Regions from separate parts of the Homo sapiens genome. Here region 2 is linked to region 1. Evidence: chromatin loops called from intact Hi-C (ENCODE). Cell type or tissue: ascending aorta. All regions are shown on one strand.

Region 1 (8,000 bases):
TTGACTTCAGACGGACAGCTTGACAGGGTAATCTCAGAGAATAATCTGGCTGGAGATGGCCAGATTTCAGGGGAAGACTACCTTCCCGTCCCCTCCCCTTTTCACCTCCCCTTCCTGCTGAGAGCCACTTTCATTGGCAATAAAATCCCCCACATTTACCGTCCTTTGATTTATTCATGTGACCTCATTTCTCCTGGATGCTGCACAAGAGCTAAGGTGCCCATAAGTGTGGATACAAAAGGCCGTCACACTTGACCTTTGCCCTCACTGGTGGAAAGCAGCTGCCTCAAGTGAAAAGGCAAAGGGCCCAAGGAGCTGTTAACACTTAAGCGTCTGTAGACAGCAGAGCTAAAAGAGCACTGGAACACTCCCTCTGGGGCTTTAGGGGTTGCAGGCACCCCGTCAGACACTACTGTGGGGCCTGCAAAGGGTTTGGTTCCTGCCAATGCCCCAAAGCACTCACCCCAGCTCCTGTACCCCTTCCCCTGGGTGCTCCCTTCAGTGAGGGGTGGAAGGCAGTGGGTCTGGGTGAGTGGAGTTCACCCCTGCTGGCACCGAAGTGGCTGGCTGGTGGTTACAGCGTTCGTCCACTCCAGTTCCCGCCTCATTCACTTGTATGCTCCCTACCATGAGGAGCTGAAAGCTGTAGGATGGATAAACGAGGCACCACTATGGCGAGTCCCATGAAAGGGTCAAGGAAATATCCTACTTCATCTGGGGTCCTGTCTGGGATGCATCAAAAGGGTGAGTAAATGAGGATCTGCCGGATCTGTCTCTTCACTGAGTTATGCCATTTGCAGAGGACAGGATGCAACCCTGCCACCTCTTTCTTTCAGGTGAAAGGAATGTTGGCTCTGTTTCCCTTCACAGAGGTATAGCCGTCGTGTGGAGCTAGAATAAAGTCCTGGGCAATTGAAAGCATCTGGTCAAGGACACTCCTTGTTGTTGCTGGAAGGCCTCTAGACTGGCCCCCATCCCTGACTACCTATTAGGGCATCTATCAAGACCCCCAGACTTTTCTATGGTATCTTTCCTTTCTTTCTTTCGTGGTTTGAAATGGCTCGTATCCCTTCTTTTATAATGATAAGGGTATTGCTACAAAGTGCAGAAATGTTATTAGGTAGAATAAGCATTTGGCCCAGCCCCAGATATGTAATTCAGAACAATGTGATTGCCATCTGTTCTGAGAGGTGCCATCTCCACCCCCACCTCAATACCCGCAGGCACGTGCAGCACACAGCGGCTCCCCTCCTCCCCTGCTCCTCTCCCATCCGGGGCACTTGGTCATATTCACTGCATGCACGTGCCACACCCAATGGCCACATGTGGTGGGAGAGAACCGCAGCTGCTGCCAGGGCCCCAGGGCAGTGTCAGGGGCCCCACGCAGCCAGTTGGCCAGTGTTTCTCACTCGCTGTCCCCTCCCATCACACACCCACAGAGTGTTTTCTCCCCTGGCTGAGGGCTTCAGCTCAGTCCAAACTTGGGAAAGGATACAGTAATTAAAGGAACTCTGTTGTATAGAGCAAGAGGTTCTTCCCCACCTTAAACTATATATTTTTTCTCCTTCCTTGTCTATGCAACAGAGTTCTTTTCCTACCTTAGTACTCTGCTTATGATGGGGAACAAGCAGATGAGCGACCCCACTGGCTAATAACTACAAATTTGGCAAAGACTGTCTGGGACTTAAGCTAAATGAATCCATGTACCCCCGGAGACACTTTTTTGGTCCCAAATTCAATTATAAACTTTGGGTTGAAGTCCTAGAAAGGAAAACCATATCTGAGGGATCCAAAGCCAGGCAACAGGCACAGTGTAAATGGGCAGACTAATTCCTTCCGATTAAGCCCCCGCTTCACGAAAGGAGACCGTGCTCCACGGCATAGATAGGGCCTAGGGAACCCAAAGGTTGCCACAGTAGGAGGAATAGAGGCATTGGTGAGTGCAGATAATTACTATTCTCTAGGACCTCCCTGCTTCATGAGTGCAGGCTGCAATTGCACCCATGGGTGCGTCCGTCTAAGGTTGCTGGGTCTCAGGGATAAAAAGTCAGAAGAGAAAAGGGGGATGCCTGTTTTCTCTTTCCCTCACAGCAAGAGTTTTTGCTGAAAGAGGGAAGGGAAATGAGGAAGGCTTCTTCCTTCTCCCTCACAGCAAGAGTTTTTGCTGAAAGAGGGAAGGGAAATGAGGACGCCTTCTTCCCTCTTTCAGAATGGGCAACCAACTATCTTCACCATCCTCAATCTATACTCCTCTGGAGTGTATCCTTAATCACTGGGACTGCTTTGACCCTCATACTCTGGGGGAAAAATGCCTCATAGCTCTTTGCACAAAGCTTAGGCCAAATTATGATCTGCAGAAAGGACTGGCTTGGCCTCAGGAAGGAACCATTCATTTTGATACCATCCTGCCTTTGGACCTTTTCTGTAAACGTGAGGGCAAATGGTCTGAGGCTCTATATATGCAGACTTTCTTTGCCTTGCAGGCTAACCCAGACCTTTGCCAACAGTGTAGGATTCATCCAGCCTTCCTGTTTGCCATCTCAGGGGAGGCTGCAAGGGGCAATCCCAGGGAACTAAAGAAACAAAAAGAAACAAACCCCAGAGGTACCTCCAACAGGGGAACCAACTCCCTTTAGCCCTGCTCCTCCAGGTCCATTCTATACTCCCTGTCCAGTATTTTTTTCTCTCTCTCTTTTGCCCCTCCTAGAAATCCTCACCCTACACAAGCCCCAGTCTCACTCTTGGCCCTCCAACAGATGCCTGGTGAATTTGGTCCCAGTAAGGTCCAGGTCTCCTTTTCTGTACAAGACTTAAGGAAAATTAAGTGGGTATCTTGGCAAGTTTTTAGATGACCCTGACAGATATATAGATTGTTTCCAGAATTTAAACCAAGTATTCGAGCTCTTCTGGAAAGACATTATATTACTTTTGAATCAAACCTTAACACTGAGAAGCAGGCCACTTTGCAAGCAGCAGAGAGATTTGGGGATGAGCTGTGTATCACATATAGTGTCAGGGAAGGGGCCGAACTTTATCCAGCTGGGAGAGATGCAGACTCTAAATGGGATCCCAGTGACAAGATGGGAGAATGGAAGAGGAGATGTTTTCAGGCGTGCATAATAGAGGGCTTATGTAAGACTAGAACTAAGCTTCTCAACTGTACCAAGCTATCCATGATAGACCAAGGATTTGATGAGAATCCCAATGCCTTCCTGGAAAGGCTAAGAGAGGCCTTGATAAAGCAACACCTCTGTATCTCCTGATTCAGTTGGGGGACAACTAATTCTAAAGGATAAATTTATTACTTAGGCAGCCCCTGATATCAGGAGGAAGCTGTGGAAACAGGCCCTGGGACCAGATGGTACTTTAGAGAACCTCCTGAAAGTGACCACCTTGGTCTTTTAGAATAGGTCACTGGAATAGATTCTTGAATTTATTGTATCTGAGTAAAGTCCTGGGAAGCTGACAGAGTTACCTCCAGCAACTCAGAAGAGCACCAAAAATACCAATGTGAAGAGATCAGGGACCTCAAGCTAAAGATCTCAAAAGATAAGCATTAATAATTAACCTTCCATGGATAGTCTTTTTATGGTCTTGCCTATGATTGCTGTTCTTACCTTCATTCTGTTCTATACCATGGGGTACAGTAATGTTTTCAGAATGATTAGTGTATTTCACTTCTTATTTCTGTTGTCCTTGGCACTAGATTCTTTCCTTTTAACCCCTTGTTGTATAATACACATATTTGATCCATGCATACTTAACCTTGTAAAACTTGTGTCTTCTTGCCTAGATGCCATCGAACTCCAAACAGTCAGGAAACCAGCGCCTTGGATGATGGTTCCCTTTTGCTAGGGACCCTTAGGTAGACTTCTGGGAGGAATCTGACAGCTCGTTCTCCCCAAAACCACACCCCCTGTTAGCAAGAAGTAGCTAAAATCAGGCATCGTCCGTATTCTAGTGGCAATTAGATGTGCCTCTTCAGTCAGGGGACATGATGGGGGCAGGAGGCAGAAAATTTCTAGGCAGAAAAGGGTGGGTCCCTGGCAATAGCCCCATTCTCAAGTCAAAAGGCCTGAAACTGTGGCCCAAAGTGAGAACTTCTATCCCTGTTTTCCTGCTCAAATGTTGCCTTTCCCAAAACCATGTATGGCCCCAACCAGCCCTGATCCTGTGCCTATAAATACCCCAGACACAGCTGGCAGAGAAAGGAGTAGCAGCTGGATATCGAAGACTATGGCTGGACATTGGAGAGAAGTGGCTTGACTTCATAGGGACAGCTTGATGGCATAACTTCAGAGAAGAAACTGGCTGGAGACAGCCCGACTTCAGGAGAGGACCACCTTCCCACCCCGTCCTCTTTTCAACTCCCCTTCCTGCTGAGAGCCACTTCTTTGGCAATAAAGTCCCCCACATTTACCATCCTTCAATTTGTTTTTGTGATCTGATTTCTTCTGGACACCGGACAAGAGCTCAGGTGCCACAATTACAGATACAAAAGGCTGCCAAACTTACCCTGTGCTGGCAGAAGGCAGTCACCTTTTGCAAAAAAGCAGAGGGCCCACTGAGCTGTTAACACTTAAGCTGTCCATGGATGGCAGAGCTAAAAAAGCACTGTATTGCACCCTCTGGGGCTTCAGGGGTTGTTGGCACCCTGCCAAGACACTGCTGTGGGGCCTGCACGGAGTTTTGCTCCTGCTGACACCCAAAAGCACTTGCCCTGGCTCCTGCACCTGCTCACCTCCATGCTCCCTCCTGCAAGGGGTGGAACACAGGGTCCCAGTCAGTGAAGTGAGTTTGTTCCTGCCAGTGCCAAAGTAGCCGGCTGGTTCTAGCATTCATGCACTCCAGTTCCTGCCTCATTCACTTGCATGCTCCCTCCCATGAGGAGTTGAAAGCTGCAGGCTGGGTAAACGAGGCACCCCTATGGCAAGTCTTGCAAAAGGGCAAGAGAAACATCCTGCTTCGCCATAATGTGAGGACACTGCAAAAAGACCGTCTATGAACCAGAAAGTGGGCCCTCACCAGACAATCTGCTGGTACCTTAACCTTGAACTTCCCAGTCTCCAGAACTCTGAGAAATAAATGTTTATTGTTCATAAGCTACTCAGTGCATGGTATTTTGTTATGGCAGCCTGAACAAACTAAGAAAACTTCTTCATTTAAGAAATGTTTTCCTTATACCAAAATCAAAGAGGTATTCTCCTGTATTTCCTTCTAAATGCTTTAAAGTTTCGCCGTTCACATGTGAGGCTTTAATCTATCTGGAAATTATTTTGTGTGTGGTATAAGGTAGGGATACAATTTTATCTTTTCCCATATAAGTAACTAATTGTCTCAGCAGTGTTGTTAAATAGTATTTCTGTAATATATCAAGTATTGATAAATGTGCATGTATTTTGGGGCTTTCTTTTCTGTTTGTAACACAGGCTGCCCCAATACCACACTGCCATAATTTGTAAAGCTTTCTAATAAATATTGATGTGCATGGGGTAAATCCCTCTCCCTCATTGTCCACTCTGGGATTTTTTGTTCTTTGATATGCCTTTTAGAAATAACTTTTCAATTGTCTAAAAATTCAATTTTTTTTTTACTGGAATTGTATTGACACTATAGATCAGATTAGGCAGAATTTAAATCTTTATGATATTAGATCTTTCTATCTGTATATCTGATAAATTTAACAAAATAAGTCGTCTTTTATGTCTTTCCATAAAGTTTTACAATTTCTCCAAACAGATTTGGCACAATTTGTTAGATTCCCAAGGATCTTATATTTTTTCATTGCTATATTAAATGTCATTTTTTAAGAAATAACAAAGTTTTGTTGATATTTAAAAATGCAATTGATGTTTGTATATTGATCTTATATATACTCATTTTGCTCTATTCTCTTTTTTATTCTAGTAAATAGTGTAAATCACCAATCTAAAAATAATGAGCATTTTGTTACTTTCATCCTGATCTTTATGCCTTTAATTTTTTTCTTCTTTTCCTCCTAAATTGACAAGGGGCTTTGGTAAATGTTTAATATACACAGTGATAGAGCACCTTATTTTGGTCCTAATTTTAAAGGGAGTACTTCCAACGTTTCTCTATTAATAATGAAGTTTGCTTTAAGTATTTTTAGATAATCTTTGTTGAGAGAAAAATATTTTCTTCTCTTCTCAGAGATTGCTGAATTATTTTTAAGCCGAATACGTGTTGTATTTTATCAAATGATTATTCTGCTTCTATTTAGTTGGTATGTGACTTTTCTTCTTTACTTCATTAATGTGATGAATTACATTTACTTTTTTCTAATGTTAAACCACTCTTGGCATTTCTGGGATGAACTCAGTTACATGTGTGATATAATAGCTTCTTTTTATTCTACTAAATTTAGTTTGATATTTTGTTTAGGCTTTTTCCAACTATGTTTATGAAGCAAGTAAATAAGGTTATGAGCAACCTGCCAGGCTGTGTTTTACAATTAGTATGTATTGCTAGTTGAGTGCAATACTTGTATGGGAACAGATATTTACTAGCCATTCAACAGATACTTTTTATATTGATAATGAAAGTAATAGAGTTGACAGAGTGTCTTTTCCTACTGGAAAAATACCACTTTAAGATTATGGTTTGGAAGATAAGGGGAAGTCTTCTCTGATTACAGAGCCCATCATAGATACAATAATTACAGCAAGTCTACATGTTTCCAAATAATGTCTACACAGCCAATAGAGAATAAAAGCATTACCAAACCAGAATAGTATTTCTAAGGCTCTAAAATATCACAGTGAAAATTATTTTTGGGAATGGAATGTCCTTGTTCACAGAGTAGAATTCCCTGACTTTAAATAGAATATTGTATCTCTCTAAGAATACATTTCACTGATAGTCCCAAATGTTGCAGTGGAAATTAAAAGGGACAAGATAATTGACAGTTCCCTCAATTCAGCATGTCACTTGTTATCACAATAATTATACCCACTGTTCTCCTTATATTCCTTACCTTTCACCTTGACACAAAAATCATAATTTGTATGTTTTTCTAACTAATTTTAGATATGAAATACAACAGAAATAATCTCATTTTAAGGTCATTATAATGCTTCCTATAATAACAGTATTTTTGCATTATTTTCTTTTATTTAATCATTATTGTAGAACTTAATATTGTTCTATCATCACATTTTGCAATTTGTCATAATATTTCTTTATGACTTGATTTCACATACCAAAAAGTGTATCAAAATCAACCATTTGAAATGATAAAGCAACCTCAAAATAGATCATTTAAAATTTTCTGCATCGCAGAAAACTAAATACACATCTAAATGCATGTAACGCAAAGGGGCACATTAGTATGGTTTGAGAACTCAGATTATTTTTACAAGTAATATTTACCCAGAAATTAAGAAATAGCAAGAAAAATAAAAAGAACAAATGGGCCATGAAATTTTCTGTCTTCCAAAAGGAGAGGATTTCCCTCATTATTATTCTCTCAATGAATTATTTTGACCCTTCAGCATATGTGAGAATTTTAGAAGCTAACAGGTGAATTGCTTTGCCATGATAAAAATAGAAAGAGAGCTGTGCATAGGAATGTGTCTTAGGCTGTTACTTTGATGAAACGGCCTAACCCTGGAGATATAACTGAACTTGGAACATGATGAAAGTCATTTAAACTCCAGTACTGAAACAAAGGCTAAGAAACAAAAAGGAAAGCCTTCAAATGAGGTGTAATATAAGGGTTGATTTTGTTTATTTCTGAGGTATATCATATGAAGGGATGTGTCACATTGTAGTGTTTGTCATGATCGACTGTCATAGTTAATGTAATTTTCAAGAGTCTTGTGCTATATCCTTCTAAGTATGTGATTCACTGTGTGGCAACTCCAATCTCGAATGTTAATAATCCACATTTCTCTCACTGATACTTTTTATTTGTCATTTATCCAACATATTCATTTCTATCTGACTGTAGGGGAGAACAATGACAGCTATTCCAGAAAGAA
Region 2 (8,000 bases), 180 kb before region 1:
AGGCAGGAGAGTAGAGTCTGAAGGCAGGGAACCTAAGGCTGATTCACACAAACTTCGTGGAATTAAATTAAAAGAAAAAAAACCCTTCACCCTGGCCAATGATTAGTCTGCTGGGACCTTCATTTGCATAAGGTGCCAATTCATGCCAGCTGCTGATTGGCCACAGACCAGACCTGCACTCTGGCCTATGATTGGCCCATTCCGGGACCTTCATTTGCATAAGGCACCAATCCATGACAGTCGTGGATTGGCTGCAGGCCAATTCACTTCTGCCTCTAATTGGCCATGGGCCAGCTCTTCATTTACATAGGGTGTAACCAATGGGAGACCTCTAAAGGGCACTTAAACCCCAGAAGACTTTGCTACCAGGTATCTTGAGCCACTTGCTTGGGCCTGTTCCTTTTCCATGGAGTGTACTTTCACTACTGTTGCCTTCTGCTCCAATAAATCTATGCTTTCACTGATTGTTCATGCATGCTGTTCAATTCTTTGTTCGATATACCAAGAACCTGGACAAATCACGACTGGAAAATTCTACCCAGTAACACTGCTGCTCTTCAGCTTATCTTGTTGTTGTTCTTGCTTTCTATGGATTTTCTTGCCTTTTATGATACATCCTCCATGCCAGTCATGTGCTTTGGTCTTGAACCTCCACTTTTTGCTCTGCACTTGAGCCTTCTTTTCCTCTTGATTTTCCTAGGTTTTGATCTACTGTGGCCTGGCCCTTCTGTTTTATGTTTGCTTTCCTTTCCATTCTAGGCATATTTTCTAATATTCTTTTTGGCATGGCAGAGTAAACACTGAGATCCTTTTTTTGTCCAGCCTGACTCTCAGCATTGACTAACTCCTACTCTACATCCAGCCCTACTCCTCCCTGCTATCAAACCCATTTCTTGCCTCTGTATTTTCAATTCACCTAGTCAAAAGTTGGCAAAAGGGAGTGGCATAGTGCTAAATACTGTGGCACCTCCTTGGGGCACAGGGAAACGCTTGAATACTTCTTGCAGTTGGAATTGAGACATAAACCGTTACGTCTGATGCCTTGGAAAATGTGGATGGGCTCAGGACAAGCCTGTAAAAAAAGAATCTCAACAACTAGATCTTCAACACTAGGATACTCAAGTGACTGTAGTGAAAGATCTCCCTCTTACTTTACAAACAGTAGGACATGAAGCAGTAAAGGTTTTTTTCCATCAGCTGGAGAGATGAGCAGCAGAGGTCAAAAGCAGCTCAGGGACAACACATGGGCAGACTGACAGAGTTTTGCCAGCTCAGAGAACCATTGCAGGTGGCATTTGGTGATGGAGATTCACAGCCAGGCAGTTACAGAGCTCCAGGTGGCAACAGCAGACATTTCAAGGGCACAGGAAGTAAAGGTTAGGTCAGTGTTTCCTCATGTGCAGCCCCAGGAGAGTCCTAGGAAGTTCTTCAAGCCAAATGATTAGAAAACAAATCAGAAGGACGGCAAGCATTGAGTTGGAACATAAGGACAGCAGAAGTACCAGCAGTAGGAAAATTACATGGGAACTTACACTCCCTTCTTGTGGGACTTTCAGATAAACACAATTAAGGGGAAGAAGGGGTGTTCTGAGTGTTTGCACATTGGAAAGTAGGCTATATTCTAGGAGGACTTAGGGATAAAACCAGCAATATAGTCTTAACCTATGGTTCATATGCCAATAAGACCTGGGGTTATATGCACATTATTTGGGAAACAACATTGCATAGTGCCAAAAGCTCTAAGAGAAATTTAATATTTATGACTCATTGTGGAGCTCTTAATCACTTGCTGACTGACTTTCCTATTTATAACAAATGCAGTTGTACACAGCCATTTCCTTCCAATATAAAAATAAAATATATACACATACCACACATACACAGAAATGCCTCATTAAAAAGACCGGAGGGTAACAGGGTAGAAAGAGAAGAGTGTTAGAAAACCGAAAATGAATGCAAATAGACAGCACACTCAAAAATGTGGGCCACTTGGGGGGAAATTGTAATTGTCATTTTCAGCTTTCTAACACTCTTCATCTTCATTGGTCTGGGAACTGTGTCCCTTTGGCAAATTAAGTTATTGGAAAAGATGATAGTCTTGCATTTATATTGCAACTTATTTGCAGGGATTCAAAATACTTGTCTGTGGTTGTTGAGCTGCCTTCACTTCCTATCTGAATGCATTTTCCAAGATGTCTATGTGGGGAATATAGTATCCCAATTTTTTTGAATGAATGAATCCAAAGCAACCAGTCCATTTGAATAGTCATCACAGTGCATAGACAGTTTCTATCAATGAAACTTGAAGTTGGGATGGAAGGATAACTGTACATCAATCAGGGAGAAAGAGAGAGCTGGTTTAGGATCTTAGCAAGGGAAGGTTGAGATGTTACCAAAAACAATAAGCAGAGGAAGAAGTTAGGATACAAGATCTAGATGGCTAACTTCATGAGAAGTAAAATCAGATGCAGGGTGAGGTGCAGGATTGAGGTTTTAGAGTTCAGTGGAGATGCTGGTGGAATAGGCAAGGTTCCTCCACATATCAGATGCGTCTTGTGCTAGTTCCTTCATCTCACTATATCACAGCTTCCTAAATTTTTTAAATGGGGATGATTATAATACCACTTCACAGATATTTTGCAAAGATAGAGTGAATTAATATTTGCAAAGCTCTTATTATTATATTAAAATGACTTGTAATTAGTCCTCAAAGAAGGAAAATTAGGAGGACAGAGCCTTGAGTTTCAACAAATAACCCATAATTAAGCAGGCTTATGTCTCAGTTATCTCTGAAACTCCATGCCCACCAGAGTGCCTGGCACACTGTAGATGCACAGTAAACACTTCATAAATTGCCTTGATTCCATGTCATGTCCTGCAAGCTGGTACAGACACTTACCTGACGTAGCCCATTCTGGCAGGTGCTATAAGACTCTGGATCTTAGAAAGCAAGTTGCTCATGCTGGAGTCAATCTCTGCATTTGCATCAGTGCTACTAGAGAGTGGTAGCCTAGTGAGTGAAACTGTCTCTTGGTCATTGGCGCTTTTCTGGCACAGTGTGCTCACCATGTGACCATCAGTTCAGGGATGTCCTATGCAGTGGCTATTTTAAAAATAATTATAATATAGCAGCTATAGTAATATACTAGCATATTATTATTAGTGACCCAACATTTTCTCTTAGTTACAATTCTGTGCTTTAAATATATTAGTAGTCTCCGTTCCCATAATGGTGTAGGACACTGTCAAAATGTTCAATATCTCCTGTAGTAATCTTATCTGGGCATCATCAATTGATCATGCAATATCAATCACAATGTATTGAGGGCCTCCAGTGGACAGAACGGAGCACAAGCTATGCAAAGTTAAGATTTTAGGATTTATGCCTCTGGCATTATGCCTAGCACTTACTAAAGCACTGAAAAAATTCTTGTGAAAAAGAACTGACTGGCTTTTAAGGAATTCATGTATTGCTCAGTAAATGCAGTACTAAAATAGATCCAATCGTTAAACACATATTTATTGAGTTCCTACTTGGTGCCAGGCACTCTTATAGGATCTGGAGCTCAAGTGTGGACTAAAACAAGCTGTTTTCTGTGGATATGACATTTGACAAATAATTAGAAAATAAACAAAATAATTTTAAATAAAGATAAGTACTATGATTAAAACACCACAAGGTAACGGGAGAGATGTGTGATTGAGTAGTTATTACTGAAGTTACTGTTAGGAGGTCTTTTTTAGGATAAGACTTGAAATGACCAGAATGTTCCAAGTATCCACAGATCTAACACAAGAATGATCTCATCATATTAGGAAAACAGAAAGAAAGCTGTTGTCTAGTGAGTGAGGGGCCATGGAGGAGAGGGGTTCAGAGGGGAAGGGGTCCAATAGAGTGGGGTTTCATAAATGGCTTGGATTTTATGTGTAATGGGATGCTTCTGGGAAGATGGGTTTGTGCCAGAAAGTGATATGGCCTGCTGAGACCAATGTAGTCACTCAGGAGAGAGTGTACTGCAGTGGGACAAAAGTAGAATCATGACCAGTTAGGAGGCTATTGCAGTGAGCTATGTAAGACAAATAATGGCTTGGACTTAGATGGTAGCAGCGGACATACAGTGAATTGGATGAATTAAAGACATGCTTTGGAGTTACCACCAATAAGCCTTGATGGGTTGGATGTTGGGGGTGAGAGAAATGGAGGAATTCGGATGTCTCCTGGGTTTTGGCTTTAGTAATTAGATGATTTGTGGTACCATTTACTTAAATGAAGAAAACCAGAAGAACAGGTTTAGGAGAGTTAGAAATCAATAATCCTGTTTGGAGCATATTAAGTTCAAGATGTAATACTGTTTCCAATTTTGATCTCAGCGAGCTACATGGCAATTCACTGGAGAAGTCTTATCTGTTAAATTTTTAGTGGAAAAAGTGATTATTGAAGAGTCTGAAAGAAATGGTTTAGATCCCAAAGAGCACAGATAGGAGTCTGCAAAGACATTTTCCATTTTAATGAGCCACGAAGCTACCATAGGGAAAGCTAAAAAGAAAATCCCTGGGTGGCTGGCAAGATGGCCGAATAGGAACAGCTCCAGTCTGCAGCTCCCAGCAAGATCAATGCATAAGGTGGGTGATTTCTGCATTTCCAACTGAGATACCCGGCTTATCTCACTGGGACTAGTTAGACAGTGGGTGCAGCCCACGGAGGGTGAGCCAAAGCAGGCTGGGGCATTGCCTTACCTGGGAAATGCAACGGGTTGGGGAACTCCCTCCCTTACCCAAGGGAAGCCATGAGGGACTGTGCCCTAAGGAATGGTGCATTCCAGCCCAGATACTATGCTTTTCCCATGGTCTTCACAACCTGCAGACCAGGAGGTTCCTCCCTTGGGTGCCTACACCACCAGGGGCCTGGGTTTAAAGCATAAAACTGGGTGGCCATTTGGGCTAGCTGTAGGAGTTTTTTTTTTTTTTTTTTTTTTTTTTTTCATATCCCAGTGGCACCTGGAATGCCAGTGAGACAGAACCATTCATGCCCTGGGAAAGGGGGCCGAAGCCAGGGAGCCAAGTGGTCTAGCTCAGTTGATCCCACCCCCATGGAGCCTAGCAAACTAAGATCCCCTGGCTTGAAATTCTTGCTGCCAGCACAGCAGTCTGAAGTTGACCTGGGAGGCTCGAGCTTGGTTACGGGAGAGGCATCAGCCATTACTGAGGCTTGACTAGGCAGTTTTCCCCTCACAGTGTAAACAAAGCCACCGGGAAGTTCAAACTGAATGGAGCCCACCACAGCTCGGTGAAGCTGCTGTAGCCAGACTCTCTCGATTCCTCCTCTCTGGGCAGGGCATTTCTGAAAGAAATGCAGCAGCTCCAGTCAGGGGCTTATAGATAAAACTCTGATCTCCCTGGGACAGAGCACCTGGGGGAAGGGGCAGCTGTGGGTATAGCTTCAGCAGATTTAAACGTCCCTGCCTGCTGGCTCTGAAGAGAGCAGCAGATCTCCCTGCACAGTGCTCAAGCTCTGCTAAGGGGCAGACTGCCTCCTCAAGTGGGTCCCTGACCTCCATGCCTCGTGAGTGGGAGACACCTCCCAGCAGGGGTCGACACACCCCTCATACAGGAGAGCTCTGGCTGGGATCTGGCAGGTGCCCCTCTGGAATGAAGCTTCCAGAGGAAGGAGCTGGCAGCAATCTTTGCTGTTCTGCAGCCCCTGCTGGTGATACCCAGCAAACAGGTTGTGGAGTAGACCTCCAGCAAACTCCAGCAGACCTGCAGCAGAAGGGCGTGTTAGAAGGAAAACTAACAAACAGAAAGGAACAGCATGAACATCAACAGAAAGGACATCCACGCCAAAACCCCATCCAAAGGTGAGCAACATCAAAGACCAAAGGTGAATGAATCCACAAAGATGAAGAAAAAACAGCACAAAAAGTCTGAAAATTCTGAAAACCAGAACACCTCTTCTCCTCCAAAGGATCACAACTCCTCACCAGCAAGGGAACAAAACTGGATGGAGAATGAGTTTGATGAATTGACAGAAGTAGGCTTCAGAAGGTGGGTAATAACAAGCTCCTCTGAGCTAAAGGAGCATGTTCTTACCCAATACCAGGAAGCTAAGAACCTTGAAAAAAGGTTGGGGGAATTGCTAACTAGAATAACCAGTTTAGAGAAAAACATAAATGACCTGATGGAACTGAAAAACACAGCATGAGAACTTCATGAAGCATACACAAGTATCAGTAGCTGAATTGATAAAGCTGAAGAAAGGATATCAGAGACTGAAGATGAATTTAATGAAATAAAGCATGAAGACAAGATTAGAGAAAAAAGAATGAAAAGGAATGAACAAAGTCTCCAAAAAATATGAGACTATGTGAAAAGACCAAATCTACGTTTGATTGGTGTACATGAAAGTGACAGGGAGAATGGAACCAACTTGGAAAATACACTTCAGGATATTATCAAGGAGAATGTCCCCAACCTAGCAAGACAGGGCAATATTCAAATTCAGGAAATACAAACACCACAAAGATATTCCTCGAGAAGAGCAACCCCAAGAAATGTAATCATCAGATTCAGCAAGGTTGAAATGAAGGAAAAAATGTTAAGGGCAGCCAGAGAGAAAGGGTGGGTTACCCACAAAGGGAAGCCAATCACACTAACAGTGGTTCTCTCTGCAGAAACCCTACAGCCAGAAGAGAGTGGGGGCCAATATTCAACATTCTTAAAGAAAAGGATTTTCAACCCAGAATTTCATATCCAGCCAAAGTAAGCTTCATAAGTGAAGGCGAAATACATTCCTTTAAGGACAGGCAAATGCTGAGAGATTTTGTCACTATCAGGCCTGCCTTACAAGGGCTCCTGAAGGAAGCACTAAATAAGGAAAGGAAAAACTGGTATCAGCCAGTGCAAAAACATACCAAATTGTAAAGACCATCAACACTATGAAGAAATTGCATCAACTAACGGCAAAATAACCAGCTAGCATCATAATGAAAGGATCAAATTCACACATAACAATATTAACCTTCAACCTAAATGGGCTAAATGCCCCAGTTAAAAGACACAGACTGGCAAATTGGATAAAGAGTCAAGGACTATCAGTGTGCTTTATTCAAGAGACTCATCTCACATGCAAAGACACACATAGGCTCAGTATAAAGGGATGGAGGAATATTTACTAAGCAAATGGAAAGCAAAAAAAAAAAAAAAAAAAAAAGCAGGGGTTGCAATCCTAGTGTCTGATAAAACAGACTTTAAACCAACAAAGATAAAAAAGACAAAGAAGGGCATTACATAATGGTAAAGGGATCAATGCAACAAAAAGAGCTAACTATCTTAAATATATATGCACCCAATACAGGAGCACCTAGACTTATAAAGAAAGTTATTAGAGACCTACAAAGAGACTTAGACTCTCACTTAATAATAGTGGGCGACTTTAACACCCCACTGTCAATATTAGAAAGATCAACGAGACAGAAAATTAACAAGGATATTGAAGACTTGAACTCAGCTCTGGACCAAGTGGACCTAATAGACATCTACAGAACTCTCCACCCCAAATCAACAGAATATACATTCTTCTCAGCACCACATTGCACTTATTCTAAAATTGACCACATAATTGGAAGTAAAACACTTCTCGGCAAATGCAAATGCATGGAAATCATAACAAACAGTCTCTCAGACCACAGTGCAATCAAATTAGAATTCAGGATTAAGAAACTCACTCAAAACTGCATAACTACATGGAAACTGAACAACCTGCTCCTGAATGACTACTGGCTAAATAATGAAATTGAGGCAGAAATAAATTCTTTGAAACCAATGAGAACAAAGACACAATGTAGCAGAATCTCTGGGACACAGCTAAAGCAGTGTTTAAAGGGAAATTTATAGCCCACAAGAGAAAGCGGGAAAGATCTAAAATTGACACCCTAACATTACAATTAAAAGAACTAGAGAAGCAACAGCAAACAAATTCAAAAGCTAGCAGAAGACAATAA

Evidence for each region. A loop is a pair of places that touch in the nucleus more often than their neighbours do. Peaks named below come from ENCODE experiments on the same cell type or tissue, not always from the same donor. Only the 100,000 strongest peaks of a DNase experiment are listed, where the experiment ranks them.
Region 2: a loop joins it to region 1, with 3.0 times the contacts of the local background. A loop is called at or near these places in 2 of 110 quality-filtered maps.

The regions. Positions count from the first base shown.
Region 1 is chr9:75,641,530-75,649,529 of GRCh38, reverse strand. No RefSeq gene overlaps it. Among named protein-coding and RNA genes, the nearest start is that of PCSK5, 250 kb to the left of the region's middle. In ascending aorta, no CTCF peak of the experiment used is centred here; a DNase peak (open chromatin) is centred at 4,611; H3K4me3 peaks cover 477 bases; H3K27ac peaks cover 1,612 bases.
Region 2 is chr9:75,818,775-75,826,774 of GRCh38, reverse strand. No RefSeq gene overlaps it. Among named protein-coding and RNA genes, the nearest start is that of PCSK5, 68 kb to the left of the region's middle. In ascending aorta, no CTCF peak of the experiment used is centred here; no DNase peak of the experiment used is centred here; H3K27ac peaks cover 3,918 bases.